Linked DNA regions of Homo sapiens: region 1 is linked to region 2. The links are chromatin loops, found by intact Hi-C in ENCODE. Cell type or tissue: PC-9. All regions are shown on one strand. Links, peaks and the distances in the headings refer to the core of each region. The heading gives the core; the rest is flanking DNA.

What was found. Peaks named below come from ENCODE experiments on the same cell type or tissue, not always from the same donor. Only the 100,000 strongest peaks of a DNase experiment are listed, where the experiment ranks them.
Region 1: a loop joins it to region 2, with 2.8 times the contacts of the local background. A loop is called at or near these places in 1 of 110 quality-filtered maps.

Annotation. Positions count from the first base shown.
Region 1 is chr6:82,841,221-82,844,142 of GRCh38, forward strand. No RefSeq gene overlaps it. Among named protein-coding and RNA genes, the nearest start is that of UBE3D, 220 kb to the right of the region's middle. In PC-9, for the core only: no CTCF peak of the experiment used is centred there; a DNase peak (open chromatin) is centred at 1,751.
Region 2 is chr6:82,951,058-82,953,979 of GRCh38, forward strand. The region is part of intron 9 of UBE3D (ubiquitin protein ligase E3D); the gene reads right to left. Among named protein-coding and RNA genes, the nearest start is that of UBE3D, 110 kb to the right of the region's middle. In PC-9, for the core only: no CTCF peak of the experiment used is centred there; no DNase peak of the experiment used is centred there.

The DNA.
Region 1 (2,922 bases), core at 313-2,812, 110 kb before region 2:
AAAAATGTATATATTTAAAAAGAAGAAAAAACTAGAAAGATATGCCTCAAAACCCTATTAGTAGTTGTGTTTTAGTGGCAGGATTACAAATAGTTTTTCCTTTTTGCTTATCTATATTTTTAAAATGATATCAGTGAATTTTGATTTTTAGCTCTTGAAGGTTTGATATTAACCTAACAGTCCCAGCATTTGGTCTCTGGCCTCTTCAGATAGGTAGCATTTTGGCCCTTGGCAAGCAAATGACACCTGTTACCACCTCTAGGGGAGGAGTCCACTGCAGGGAGGACAGCAAAGAGCATGACAATGCCTACCACCAGGAGCAGCAGTCCCAGGATGTCACCTCACTGCATCAAGTCACCAAGAAAGCATCACCAAGAAAGACATGATTCACACAGGCGCTGAATGGAAAAACACTTTCCTCTTATAGAGAAGAAGCAGAGCAAGATCGGCTTCAAACTGGTGCCATGAACAGCAGGTCTTGCCCCACAGCCAACACAGGGAGATGGTCTGCATGGGCCCCTCTTGTGCTATAGGCAAAGGACGCTATCTCTTCCTCTGCAAGGAACAGAAATAGCAGTGCCATTGACCAGGTGTCATAGGATGAGCACACTTTACACGGAAGAAAAAAGTATACATTGAACCTGGAGCAGAAAAAGATACTCCCAAACAAGATGATATGCCCAGCACAGGCTGTGAGGGCTCCTTACCTCCATGTAGGAAAATGTGTCAGGACTGAGGCACTCTTTTATGCAGCCATGCAAGGGTCAGTATCCTGTGCATGACTGCTTTTTCCAACAGCCTTCATTCATAGGAATATACACTAGACACTGTAATCTCCTTTTGAAAAAGGAAGTAAAGGAAATGTAATTATCTCATAGTCGGTGATAGAAGTAAGTCATTATAAATATTAGGGGAATACAGTTAACCACTAGTAGTAAAGGAATCATTACTTTTGCAAATTAAGCTTTAAAAATCATGCCAGAAAGGTAGCTACAAAACTCATAATGCTTAGTAGAAATAAAATCTCAAGCTCTCCAGAAAATCTCTGCATATGTTACAGAAGTCAGAGAGACCAACAGGGAAGAAATTCTTTCACAGAGAATGATATCTCTGAGGGCATATGAGAAGACATCAGCTCTACCCTTGGCTAATACATGAATCCTTCTGAAACTTGCCTTCCACATCTTCCTGAAGTGTCAAACTTCAGTGACGGCAAGTGTATGCCACTAAGTTGACTGGTTTCATTTTCAGGTAGATTCCAAAATCAAGTTATACAAATTAAGACTAAAATACTCCATGATAATTTGCATTTTTGTAAACAAATGGTTAATCAATAATAACTGTGAATTGAGGAGATGAATATTACCTATAAATGATGGGTGCCTTCTTGTTACTTAAAAGGGCGGTATAGAGTATAGAAGTTAGAGCATAAGTTCATGCTCAATGTTGGGCAATTATTTCACCTCTCAGAGCCTCATTTTCTGCTCTTATAAAATGGAGATATTTATAGTCTGTACCTCATAGAGTCATTGTAGGGGTTAAATGAATTAATACATGTCGAGTGCTTAGGATGCTATCTGACACACAGCAAGTTCTATATAAAAGTTAGCTGTTGGCTGGGTATAGTGGCTCGTGTCTGTAATCTCAGCACTTTGGGAGGACAAGGGGGGTGAGTCACTTGAGGCCAGGAGTTAGAGACCAGTCTGGCCAACATGGTGAAACCCCATCTCTACTAAAACCACAAAAATGAGCCGGACATAATTGGTGCGTGCCTGTAATTCCAGCTACTCTGGAAGCTGAGGCAGGAGAATTGCTTGAACTCTGGAGGCTGAGGCTGCAGTGAGCCGAGATGATGCCACTGCCCTCCAGCCTGGGTGACAGAGCGAGACTTTCTCTTGGAAAAAAGTTAGCTGTTACATTAAGTAAAGGCAGTTACTGGTTTTTAGCCATCTCTTTTTTACTCTCTGTCACATTCCACTCAGATCTAACAGTTTTGATTTGTATTTCCCTAATGAGTAATTCATTATGCTATATTGGACATCACATTCACCCCCTTCACCCCTGACAACCTCTCACTCCTTCATGGCACAGCCATTCTCTGAGTTACCCAGAAGCAAAGCCTATTGATTCTTCCCTTTCTCACTTCTCTTGCAATTGGAGTTTCTACATTCTGAAATCTAACTTTGGTTATGGTTCTTGCATTTTTCCCCATTGCCATCACTAACACTGAGCTTAAGCACTTGTCAATTAATAATCTATTAACTTGGCTATTCTGCTTTCTTCATCCACCCCCATTTGTTTATACCCTGATGCCAGGTTAAATTTTATTTTTATTTTAATCACAGCTTTGTTGAGATATTCACATTCCATAAGGCTAAAACTTTTGAAGCATATCATGCAATGGTTGTTAGTATTCACAGACTTGTGCAACCTTCACCATTATCTACTTACAGAATATTTTCATTACCCTAAAAAGAAAGCTCAGACACATAAGCAGTCACTCCTCATTTTCCCTTTCCCCCAGCCACACAATCCCTAATCTACTTTCTATTTCTATGAAGTTGCCTAATCTGGATATTTCATATAAATGAAATCATATAATATGTAACCTTTGTGTCTGTTTTTTTTCAGTTAGCATAAAGTTTTTAAGGTTCATCCATATCATGGCATATATCAATACTTCATTCCTTTTTGTCACCAAATGCTATTCCATGATATGAATATAATCACATAGCATTTATCCATTCATCAATTGATGGACATTTGGGTTGTTTCCATATTTTGCTATTGTCAATAATATTGCTACGAGCATTTGTGTACAAGCTTTTGGATGAACATCTGTTTTCAATTCTCATGGGTATATATCTAGGAGTAGAATTGCTGGATTATATGGTAACTCTTATGTCGACCTTTTTGAGGCAC
Region 2 (2,922 bases), core at 256-2,755:
AGTAAAGAGTAATTTAATTGTACATTTAAAAATAACTAAAAGAGTATAAGTGGATTGTTTGTAACACAAAGCATAAATGCTTGAGGTGACAGATACCATATTTACCCTTATGTGCTTGTTATGCATTGTATGCCTGTATCAAAATATCTCATGTAACCCATAAATATATATACCTACTATGTACCCATAAAAATTAAGAATAAACAAAATAGGAATTGCAAGGATCTGAAAAAGGCAAGTGTTTGTGAAAACATCTAAAATTGTTTAGAATTCTGTCATTAACCTGGGGCTATGTCCTTAAAAATTCTATCCATACCATTTAGATAGCCTGGAGCAGCTGGTTGGAGCTGGAGTTAATGAGGTAAGATGTGGGAATAAACAGGAAGGGTTTCCTCCACTCAGGGACCAAGGCTATGAAACACTCCTTCCTTATCCTAGTTGAGTATATTTTCCAAGGAAGACTCTTCTGGAGCATTCTCAGTGAGAGTCAATCCTTAAGTTAGGGGAGAGGCAGAGTTTAGCCAGAGGGCTTAATCTACCAGTAGAACCCTTTGCCACGTTACTACTTTGGTATGCAGTGTACAGAGTGGATGAGTGCCAGTTGAAATAGAACTGGGAACAGGTACAGGGTGGGAAAGCAATGCTCAGCCAGAGGACTTCTGGGCCTCAGGCTTGATTCAGTGTGTACCAAGGAATGCCAAAGGCAGATCTTGTTCCTACTGTGCCATTCTGACCAAAGAGGCCCTGACCAAAAGGACGACCATCTAGTCTCAAAAGAAAGAGATGGTATCCTCCTGACAATCAGCCTCTAAAACTGCAGCACTACTTCTTGTGGAGGTAAGGAAGGCTGCCACTAAGAATGTACATAAGGGTCTTTAGAGATAGAACAGTGTCTCCCCATTTGTATTCTGCAAACATTAATCCCATAAAATGCCCCTAGAAAAAGTCTCCCTGCTATCAAGTACATTTGAGAAATACTGTTTACTATGTTCCTCAACTAGGAGGATCACACTACCCCTTAAGCACATGCAAGGGGCTGACAAGTCATGCCACTTAAAAACATCTTACTTTGTTTAACCAACCTTATTAAAAGAGGTTAACATTATTTAGTGGTTAAGAATAGGGGTTCTCGAGCCAGGCCTTGTACTTCATGTTCCTCTACTTATTAGCTGTGTGAGCTTGGGAATGTTGTGCACCTGTGCTCAGTTTCTGCACCTGTAAAATGTAAACAATAATATACCTTCCTTATGGAGGTATCATGAAAATGAAATGAGCTACTAAGTACCAATCACTGAGAACGGTACCTGGAAAACAGAAAGAACTAAAAAAAATTAGCTATTATAATTTATATTATTATCTGATTATTAATATCTAATTTTTTTTTTTTGAGATAGGGTCTCACTCTCACCCAAGCTGCAGTGCAGTGGCACAATCATGGCTCACTGCAGGATTGACCTCCAGGGCTCAAGCAATCCTCCTACTTCAGCCTTCTGAGTAGCTGGAGCTACAGGCATATGCCAGCACATCTGCTAATTTTTTAATTTTTTACATAGATGGTGTCTCATTATGTTGCCCAGGGTGGACCTGAACTCCTAGGCTCTAGTGATCCTCCTGCTTCAGCCCCCAAAGTGCTGGTATTACAGGTGTGAGCTACTTTGGAGCAGAGAAATGCTAAGTATAGAAAAATCCCCTCTCTACCCAAAGAGAAGTCAACATAGTCTCTGTAGCACAAAAAGCACAACTAAGAAATCAGAATTTCAGTCTCCAATATCAACTTAACATTCTTGGGTATGTGTTTCCTTATCTATAAAAATAAGATTATTAGACTAGTTATTCCTTCTAGTTGCAATAGGCCAGGATTCTAGGAAAAATACATAGTTGCCATTAAAACCAGCAGCTCTTGCCCAGTCCTGGTTCCAACCTGATTGCTTTTAAGGTTCTACCTTCCAGACATCTTACCTATATTTAAAGCTGCCATTGCAGGACTTCAGGTTAAGAGCTGGTTGCTGCCCAGCAAGATGGGTATAGAAATGGCCTTGTGCCACCTAACCCCAGAGTTCTGAAGCACACAGAGTGAAATAAACTAGCAACGGCAATGACGTCAACAGGCTGCAACTTGCCTCCTCCAGAGGACACCTCTGCACCTCTAATGCCTACTGCGTTGGTTTCTGGCACAAAAGTTGGGCATCATTCCCATATTCCCTACTGTGGTACTGTGGTCTCCAGTACCCAGAGAGTCCCATCCTATATATTGATCACTTTGCTTATCTGAATCCTGCCAGCTCTTTCTAAGGGCTGAACTCTTCTTCGAGTTTTTCTCATTTGTACAAAACACCAGGTTGCAGTTTCAATGTGGATACCCATCTGTGCTCAACTTTGCTGACATATCTTAAATCCAGACCTTATCTGTTGAGTCTAGCACTGCCCCAGCAGAGAAAGGGCTGCTGCTTCTGCCCTGAGTGTATACTGTACGTACCTCTGTGTAACCCAGCTCAGTCTTTTAGATTTCTAGAATGTCACATGGCTGTGTCCATCTGCATTTTAACTGTGCCTTCATCCACCCATCCAGCCATCTTGCCAGCCATCCAATATTTATTAACTTCTTCCTACATCCAGGCACTATACTAAGTTCTGTTGGCACAATATTGAACAAAAACAGACATTCCCCCATTCATTCAGTCAACACATATTTTAGTAGAGGAAAAAGGTGAACAAATAAATGAACAAGATCAAATAGTGGAAAGTGCTATGAAGAAAATTAAACAAGGTAAGATTACAGAGTAATGGTGATGTGAAGAAGGGGGGTCAGGTTGGGCCTCTCCTCAGAGGGGATACCTGAACTGAGACCTGAACGACAAGAAGCAGGTGGCCATGCAAAGACCTGGTGCAGAGTATTCTCCCAGTAGCAGGGAAAACAGCCAG